Regions from separate parts of the Homo sapiens genome. Here region 1 is linked to region 2. The links are chromatin contacts, found by Hi-C or POLR2A ChIA-PET in ENCODE. All regions are on one chromosome and are shown on one strand. Each heading gives the region's core, a stretch centred on a gene start or an enhancer-like site at or near the end of the contact. The rest is flanking DNA. Distances are from core to core; before and after follow the strand shown.

The links. Hi-C counts contacts between places; a loop is a spot of excess contacts on that map. ChIA-PET counts read pairs that join two places held with the same protein, here RNA polymerase II (POLR2A). Pooled maps may share reads with other maps.
Region 1: a pooled map shows a loop between it and region 2 (2.8-fold over the local background). The contact joins two enhancer-like sites. A Hi-C loop is called at or near these places in 8 of 50 pooled maps. POLR2A ChIA-PET finds 5 or more read pairs at or near these places in 2 of 52 experiments (GM12878 and activated naive CD4-positive, alpha-beta T cell).

The regions. Positions count from the first base shown.
Region 1 is chr2:42,720,615-42,724,827 of GRCh38, forward strand. It overlaps MTA3 (metastasis associated 1 family member 3), which reads left to right. Exons shown (of 17, transcript NM_001330442.2): 16 at 2,275-2,421. Among named protein-coding and RNA genes, the nearest start is that of OXER1, 41 kb to the right of the region's middle. Within about 2 kb of position 1,462, at least 10 of the 41 ENCODE cell types and tissues checked have a DNase peak (open chromatin) inside an H3K27ac peak, as active enhancers do.
Region 2 is chr2:42,827,031-42,831,209 of GRCh38, forward strand. It overlaps the pseudogene CHORDC1P1. Among named protein-coding and RNA genes, the nearest start is that of TRI-TAT2-1, 19 kb to the left of the region's middle. Within about 2 kb of position 1,606, at least 7 of the 41 ENCODE cell types and tissues checked have a DNase peak (open chromatin) inside an H3K27ac peak, as active enhancers do.

The DNA of each region.
Region 1 (4,213 bases), core at 212-2,711, 110 kb before region 2:
CTGTCTCCAGATGCCCCTTCCCACCTTGCATGGGAAAGTTTCTGATCACAAAAAATAGAATAGGCCGGGCATGGTGGCTCATGCCTGTAATCCCAGTACTTTGAGAGGCAGGCGGATTGCTTGAGTCCAGGAGTTTGAGCCTGGGTAACATAGCAAAACCCTGTCTCTACCAAAAATACAAATATTAGGCAGGTGTGGTGGTGCGTGCCTGTGGTCCCAACTACTCAGGAGACTGAGGTGGGAGGATTGACCGCTTGAGCCCAGGAGGCAGAGGTTGCAGTGAGCCAAGATTGTGCCACCACACTCCAGTCCAAGTGACCAATTGAGACCCTGTCTCAAAAAAAAAAAAAAAAAAAAAAAGAAAAGAAAAGAAAAAAAGAATATAACATTATTAGCCTTTCCAAGAATAATTGTGTGCTCCTACTGTGGGCAAATTGGTCTCTATATCTACCAGATAGGCCCAGACTGTGCTGTTCTTACCAGCTGAACCACATCCCTACACAATATATTTATGAGTATTTATATGTTGAAAACACTGTACTAAGTGATTTGGGGAACACCAAGATGGGTAAGACCTTGCCCTCAAAATTCTTAGTGTAGTGGGGAAAGCAAGCAGGTAAGAACAATAAAACAAAGGATTAGATCCTGTAAAATAATTACAGGTAATATGCGTTGGGCACTTGGAGGAAGGACTGTTCTTTTTCTTTTTCTTTTTCTTTTTTTTTTTTTTTGAGATAGAGTCTCACTCTGTCACCCAGGCTGGAATACAATGTCTCCATCTTGGCTCACTGCAACCTCCACTTCCCAGGCTCAGGTGATCCTCCCACTTAAGCCTCCTGAATGGCTGGGACTACAGGTGTGCACCACCACACTTGGCTAATTTTTAAAAATTTTTGTAGAGACAGGGTTTCACCATGTTGCTCAGGCTGGTCTCGAACTCCTGGACTCATGCAGTCTGCCCACCTTGGCCTCCCAAAGTACTGGGATTACGGATGTGAGCCACTGCACCTGGCCAATGAGGGAATTTTTTCTAATGAGCGTTAGGGCAGCCTACCTGAAGAAAGTAATAGTTAATTTCAGCCTTAAAAGATATTTAGGATTCGAATAGGTAGAAAAATAGGAAAAGCGTATTCTCTTCCCTCATAAGGCCAAGACAACCAGATGAACAAAGGCTTCAGTGAGTCCAAGGACTTGAAAGCAGCTTGTTTGGTCTAGATGGAGCATAGACTGTGGAGGTTAAATGAAATGCAAGGCTGGCAAACTTGTCATGTCATGTTGGAGAAAAAAAAATCACTTTTTTCGGTGGTAGTATTTAAGCCATTTCTAAATTTTGGCAAGTGTGGGACTTTGACCAGAGCTGTAGTAATTCTAACAATTCCAATGGCTTTTCCTAAATTCCAGTAAATAAGGGTGATATCTCAGCCCTTACCTTCAGTGAAAGGGTGAGAAGGCAGGGTGGCTTGTGTGTAGTTGGCCAGCTGCATGATGACTCTGAGAATCAGTGAGCTGCTAAGCTTTAGAAAAAGGCTGCCCAGCTTTAGTAGTAAACTGAAGTTCTTAAATCCAGTTCCTACAGTGTTACAGTTTCTGTCCATCTACAATAAGAGCACGTAGTTCTGGGCTGTATGGCTAACAACAATATACCTTTGTTAAACATGCATATACCACAGGCACATTATGGTTTTGTGATATATCCTTGGATAAAGCATTTCATCTACCTCTTGACTATTGTATTTGGACTTTGGTTTCAGGTTTCATCTATATCAAAATGTTCTAGGCTGCGAGTAATTGATCCTGGTCCCATACTCTGTCTGGTTGCAGAGCCAGAGGAGGAATCCCGTTTTTCAGAAAGTTCGCATACGTGACATGGTGCCTGGTTTGACAGAGCACAGAAGTGTTTTACCCCCCTCACCCCAAGGCTACCTCTCCAGATAGCCTTTTGATGTCTAATATCTTGAGGAGTCAGATGCCTTATTCCCTTAGTAAATCACATGTTGTATGTGACCTTCTGAAGTGGCTTTTTGTTTTGTTTTTGCTTGTATTCACAACCCGAGGCTCAGAGCTCCAGCCAGCAGGGAAAAAACCAGCTTACTTGATAAGCAAAGCCATGGCAACAACACTTGAAGCTGACTCATTATGCAAGTCCTTGGCTGGCTCAGGAGGAACTGACTCTCAGCTCATTAAGAAATAAGATGTGTGCCTATTAGCCAATGTAAATGCACACAGATTTTTAATATCATGTTCTGAATTGAGAAACCTTTTTTCCCCCATCAGAGATCCATCCTGCAAAGAAACCTAATGTAATTCGATCTACACCAAGCCTGCAAACCCCAACTACCAAGCGGATGCTAACAACTCCAAATCACACATCTCTGAGCATTCTGGGGAAAAGAAACTACAGTCATCACAATGGTCTGGATGGTATGTAAGCCCAGGAATTCTGGAGGCTGTTCTGATAGAGTGCCTTCACACTCAGGCATGTGTCTGCCACATCCAAAAATATATTATAAGCATGTTCTTGTATTCCATGATTGAAGTATGTGGTTGAGGAATAAGGGGGAATACAGCCATATGCCACATTTTGCCAAGGGATAGTTCTCCATCCCATCAGGAGGTACTTATTTGCTCCCATCTCCTGTTAGGAGGCGTTTTTGGAGATGAAATCTGTATTTAGCAGATTGCTTCTGCTGGGTAATAATGTTCTTGCTGTGATGCGCGCTCACTGTTCATTTAAGTTTTCTTGAGCAGAAGGGATTATTTTGCCTTATGTCTAAGACATCAGTGTTCTCTGGGGGTTCTTCAGTGTTCCATGGGTCATTCTAAATTTGGCATTTGTCCCTTCTTTTACCTTATAAATGTTTTTAATTGCTCAAGAGTGCTACATGTCATGAAAGGAATTGCCTGGGTGATGTCCTAAATACAGAAATAATAATTTGCTTGAAATGGAAAAATAGAAATATCACCTCTTATCCAAAGTACTTCTCTTGGGCTTGGCCATGTAATGACTCTCCAGGTGGAACTGAATTATCTTCTCATTTGGACTATAAACACAACCATAATAAATCATCCAGGCAGTATATGTTCTTCATTTCAGTAGTTCTGGACTTTGAAACTGTCTTTATTGTTTAAATGTTGGCATTTATTTATGAATAAAACTCTCTCCAGGCTTTTCATGCCTTCTGGAACTCTAAATTACTTATGTGACAGTAAATTATTTATAATGAGGCCCCAGAGCAAGGATGTGGAGTAGACCTTCTAATAATAATTTCCTATGGTTGTTTTCCTCCATTATGACTTTTGATGTTCATAATAATGTCAAAAATGTGTAAAACAGTGAGGGTGAGGAATTGAGTTTGCATTTATAGGTTATCAATGTGTTAAGATATGGTTGTCAAGAATTTAGCTACCCAGAAGTCTTACAGAAACACTTCCTTTCTAATGAGAACGTTGGCCATCCTTGACACAATATACCTGATGTCTAGACAGCAGAAGGAGTGTATCAAAGTGTGAAGATTGGATGTATTTCTTTCAGCCTTTTCTTGCCCACAACCTTTGGATTCAGGCTTGAATGTAATCTAGAATCTCTCTTTTCCATTATACCACCTCCCTGGCCTTTCTAGGCATATAATATTGCTGTAGAAGGTATAAAGTAAGTCCTGAAAAACACACACACACACACACACACACACACACACACACACACACACACACACACACGTATATATTCTTTTCGGTAAAAAGACTGTCGTTGTGGGCCAGGTCCAGTGGCTTATGCTTGTAATCCCAACACTTTGGGAGGCTGAAGCAGGAGGATCACTTGAGCGCAGGAATTCGAGACCAGCCTGGGCAACACAGAGAGACCCTGTCTCTACAAAAAGTTTACAAATTATCTAGTGGCGCATGTCTGTAGTCCCAGCTACTCAGGAGGCTGAGGTGGGAGGATCGATTGAGCCCAGGAGGTCGAGGCTGCAGTGAGCTCTGATCATGCCACTGCACTCCAGCGAGGATGACAGAGACCCCATCACACACACACACACACACACGACTGTTACTGTGACTGATGTTAGCATAGCAGCTTTCTGGTATCTTCTTTCACTCACACCCTGTGGTCATTCTGGATCCCAGTCCTGGCCTGCAATACCTCTTCTGTTGCTCTTTCCTCAGTATCACAGGTACCTGTTTTTCTGGAATTTATTTAAAATGTCACCTTGTA
Region 2 (4,179 bases), core at 356-2,855:
ACAGGTGTGCACCACCACGCCCGGCTAATATTTTGTATTTTTAATAGAGACGGGGTTTCACCATGTTGGCCAGGATGGTCTTGATCTTCTGACCTTGTGATCCGCCCGCCTCGGCCTCCCAAAGTGATGGGATTACAGGCGTGAGCCACCACGCTTGGCCTCTTCTTCTTTCTTATCTTCTTCATTCCCTGATGACAGTTTAAGTTTATCAGGTGAGGCAGATATTTTTAATTCCAAATTTGTCATTGGTGCATCTGGGCTTGGCCTTTTGATTGCTTCTACTGGCTTCGGGGCTTGAATGATGTGTTCCTGAAATTTGGGTTTCAATTCAGATAGTTCTTTCTTCTCAGTAGTCTTTACTTCAGGTTTGACTGGCTCATGTGGCTTCTCACTATTATGTCTACCTTTTGTACAGCCTACAATGCTTAAGAAATCAGAAAAATCAATTGTTCTTCTCTTATATCAAGACCAATCCTTAATGCATCGTGAAAGACTGGAACACCTGGGTGGCATATGCAAGCATCATCGGAATTGATCTCAGGATCGAAGCGCTGACCGCAGCCCCGGTTGTAGCACAGCAAGGCCATTTTCTTTTCCCACCGTCACAGGCAAGGCCCAAACACCGGGAACGGCAAGAGGGTGCATTTGCCACTCCCGTGTCGCTAGCACCGGCCTTGACAGTGGACTATTACAAGGATTTCTGTGGGCCCGCTCTGAGCCGCCGTTTCTGGCCGTGCAGACGGACTTCTACCACACGGTGGCGCTGCGGCTCTGCCATAGAAGGCTCCTCTCGGTCCAGGAGACAGGCAGGGCCGGCCACAGGACCAGCCTCCGACAGCGATTTCATCCGCACCCTGCGGGGCAACGTGGGGGCCTATCCGTAGCTTTCAGCGTTTCCTGGACCCTACCAGGACAAGAATCGCGGGGAGAGGTGCGAAGAAGGTCTGGAGAGGAGGAGGCTTGGGACAATGCAGAGTCCTGGAAGTGAGGCTGACCGCTGACCGCTGTCAGGAGGGACATGGACCGCTGCCGGGGAATCATGGGATTTCCCACCGGCCCAGTCATCTCCCACGTCGGGAAAAGGGAAGAGCTGCTTCCCCATGGCGTGTGCGCGTGGGAAGGGTCTCGGGCAGAGAAGAGGCACTTTTTCTGTCCTCCAGGCTGTTTCCGCCAAATGAAGACCTGGGCTGGAAGAGCCAGGAACAAAGAGGAGAGTCGAGTGCTGAGCACCCAGCGGGAGAGGATGCAGCCCGGTCATCTCACACCTGCTGACCACACAACATCGTCTGCGAGTTCCCCCCACCTACTTCGCCTGCAGCTGCCATTTGGGAAGATGACTCTTGCCTCTTTCACCGTCTGTTTTTTAGATTAGGACTCACGGGCCTAGGGCAGGAGTCAGCTCTTCCAGATCTTTATCGAAAAGTAACATCACACTTGTGCCCAGGGGTTCGAGACCAGCCTGGGCAACAGGACAAACCCCCTTCTCTACAAAAAAACCCACAAAATCTGTGTGGAAGGTGTGTGAACCCTTGGGAAACAGAGTTGCTGTACACGTGTATCAGGCCCTGAGCCAGCTGCAGGGTGGGCATTACTGCTTGGTGCCCTCCGCCCTCACTCTTCCTCCCTGGATGTTGAGGATGGCCCCGTAAACCTTGTTCATAGGGGTCCCTCGTTTTCTGAGACACCTCATCTGAGCACTGACGAGGGGACACAACTCTTGGCTGGGAAGCAGGAGACTGAGCATTGCCTTCAAGCCATCCCCACACATGTGACCTCAGTCAGCATTCTGCCCTTTCATGGGTGTCAGTTGTCTCGTCCATAAAATGGGATGATGTTCTTGTTCCAGCCGGCATACTGGATGACTAAATGAGGGAACAGGTAAGAAGCTGCATTGGAAAAAGGTACCATTCAGCTGCAAGACATCCTTGTGCAGTTCCCCCAGGGCTAATGGGGTTTGGTTGCCCACCTTTGCTGTGTCTCTTCGTGGCGCCAGCAGGTGGCAGCATTGCCTTTGCATGTGCCGGCTCCACCTCTGGCCTCTCCCAGACATGCAGCGTGTAGGGCAGGGGACCATTCTTCACCCAATTCATTTCAGGGGTCATGGGAAGGAGGGATCTGAAATGCCCTGAATGGGAAGGGCCTGGAAAGAAAATGAAAATCTCATTCCTCCCCTCAAAGAAACACAGATAAGCCAGGAGAGCAGGATCTGGTGCATGAGCCCAAGAGGGCTAATGTGACCACTTAGGCTGAAGGGGGACCTTACCTCTCTCTGCCACAACGGTGTCCCCCACCACCTGGAGGAGGGAACTGGGGATCCAGAAGGCTTGGGTCCTTGTCTTTGGTTGGAAAAGTCAGCCAGCATTGCAGTGGGGCAGCAGGAATTCCTCTATTTTTGTGTGTGCAACAGAGTTGAAAACTTAATTCACTCTATAATTTATTTGTGCAAAAAAAAGGTAATTTCCTTATTTATGAGTCTATAATGAATCTGGCCTTTCTTCCAACCCCTGCCTGATGATAAGCGAGAAAAACAATGAAATTTTCAACTTGATTTGAACATCCTGGGGCCAGAGAGTTTAGCCGGTCTTGTTAAGTGATCTTATTAATTTCTCTTGGATAAAATGCTTAGTTCTCAGACTGCTTTGCCCAGCTTCTCCCACTGTGGTGCTGTTGGGGTTTTGTAGACAGTCAAGGGCAGCTTGTGTGGCATCTGGTAGGAGGCATGAGTTGGGATCCTGGGGTGTGGTGTCCTCTAGACCCAGCAAGGTCCCCTGTCCCTCCTGGCCACTGATCATACTAGAAGCTGAGTTTATGAAACTCATGGTCCAGTCCCTCCTGATCTGACTAGAGCCCATGTGGCGCCCCTGGCTGGCCAGCCCTCCTGCACCTGGGCCCCTCCTCCCCACCAAGTCTCCTAGCTGTGCCACCATGGCCCCAGTAGGGCTGCTGGCTCACAGGAATGGAAGTTGGCTTTGAAAGCTGAACTTTAGTGGTGCCTCTCCCTTACCGGGGAGCCCTGGTGCTGGAGGCAGAGGCCGAGTTGGTTTGCAGCTGCCTGGGATGCCACTTCTTCCCAGAGTTCCAATGTGAGTTGGGGACAAGGGCTTCTTTCTCTCAGGGAGGGGTGAGTGGGCCAGTGCTTGGCTCTGCTTGTTATCCTTCTAATCCCCTTCGTACCATCCCCTGGGCAGGAAGGAGGGGACCAACACTCTTCCTCTTCTTGCTCAGTCATCCATTACATAAAATTCCAGGGCCACACCCAAGGAGAGGGATGAGGGAATCCAGGAAACATGCTCTCAAAAGAATAGCCTGCTTTAGAAGACTTTTGATCTGCAGCATAATCCTATTTTGCATGTCAAATACCAAACATTACCACATTTTTTCTTCTGTGCATTCTGTCTATATCAAACATTAATCCTGGTCTCTCTTTAAGCAGAGATGCATGCCTCAGGCCAATGAAGATGAAGATCATGTACCCATCAAGGCAAAAGAGAAAAGCACTGCACTCCAACCCGGGCAACAGAATTATTATTATTATTTTTTAAGAGATAGGATATCATTCTATTGCTCAGGCTGGAGTACAGTCGTGCGATCATAGCTCACTGTAATCTTGAACACGTGGACTCAAGTGCTCCTCCTACCTCAGCCTCTAGGTAGCTGGGACTAGGGGTGTGTGCCACCACACCTGGCTAATTTTTCTATTTTTTTTTCAATAGATGGGGTCTTGCTGTGCTGCCCAGGCTGGTCTTGAACTCCTGAGCTCAAGCAATCCCCTTGCCTCAGCTTCCCAAAGTATGGGGATTACAGGCGTGAGCCATTGTGCCTGGCCCAAAATTTTTCAAATATCATCCTTTTAAGCTTCAAATGTTACCAACATTGGCGAATGCAACCAGAGGAGACATAACACATAAAACATGGGGGGTTTATCCACAAGGAGAATTCACTATCTTGCTGGTGTTAGGATCTGTCCTTCCAGGGAGGATACGCCATGAGTCAGAAGTAGATGCCACTCAGCAAAAAAAAAAGAAAAAAGAAAAAAAAAATCACACCCCTATGTAAAGATGGCGTGGCCCAGTTGGAACCCCTGCAGAGCTCAAGGACTCTCAAAAGGAGGCTCTTAGCCTGGGGCCAAGGCAAGACCAATTCATAGGATGAAAGGAAGGCTGTGATTGGTGGGCTCTT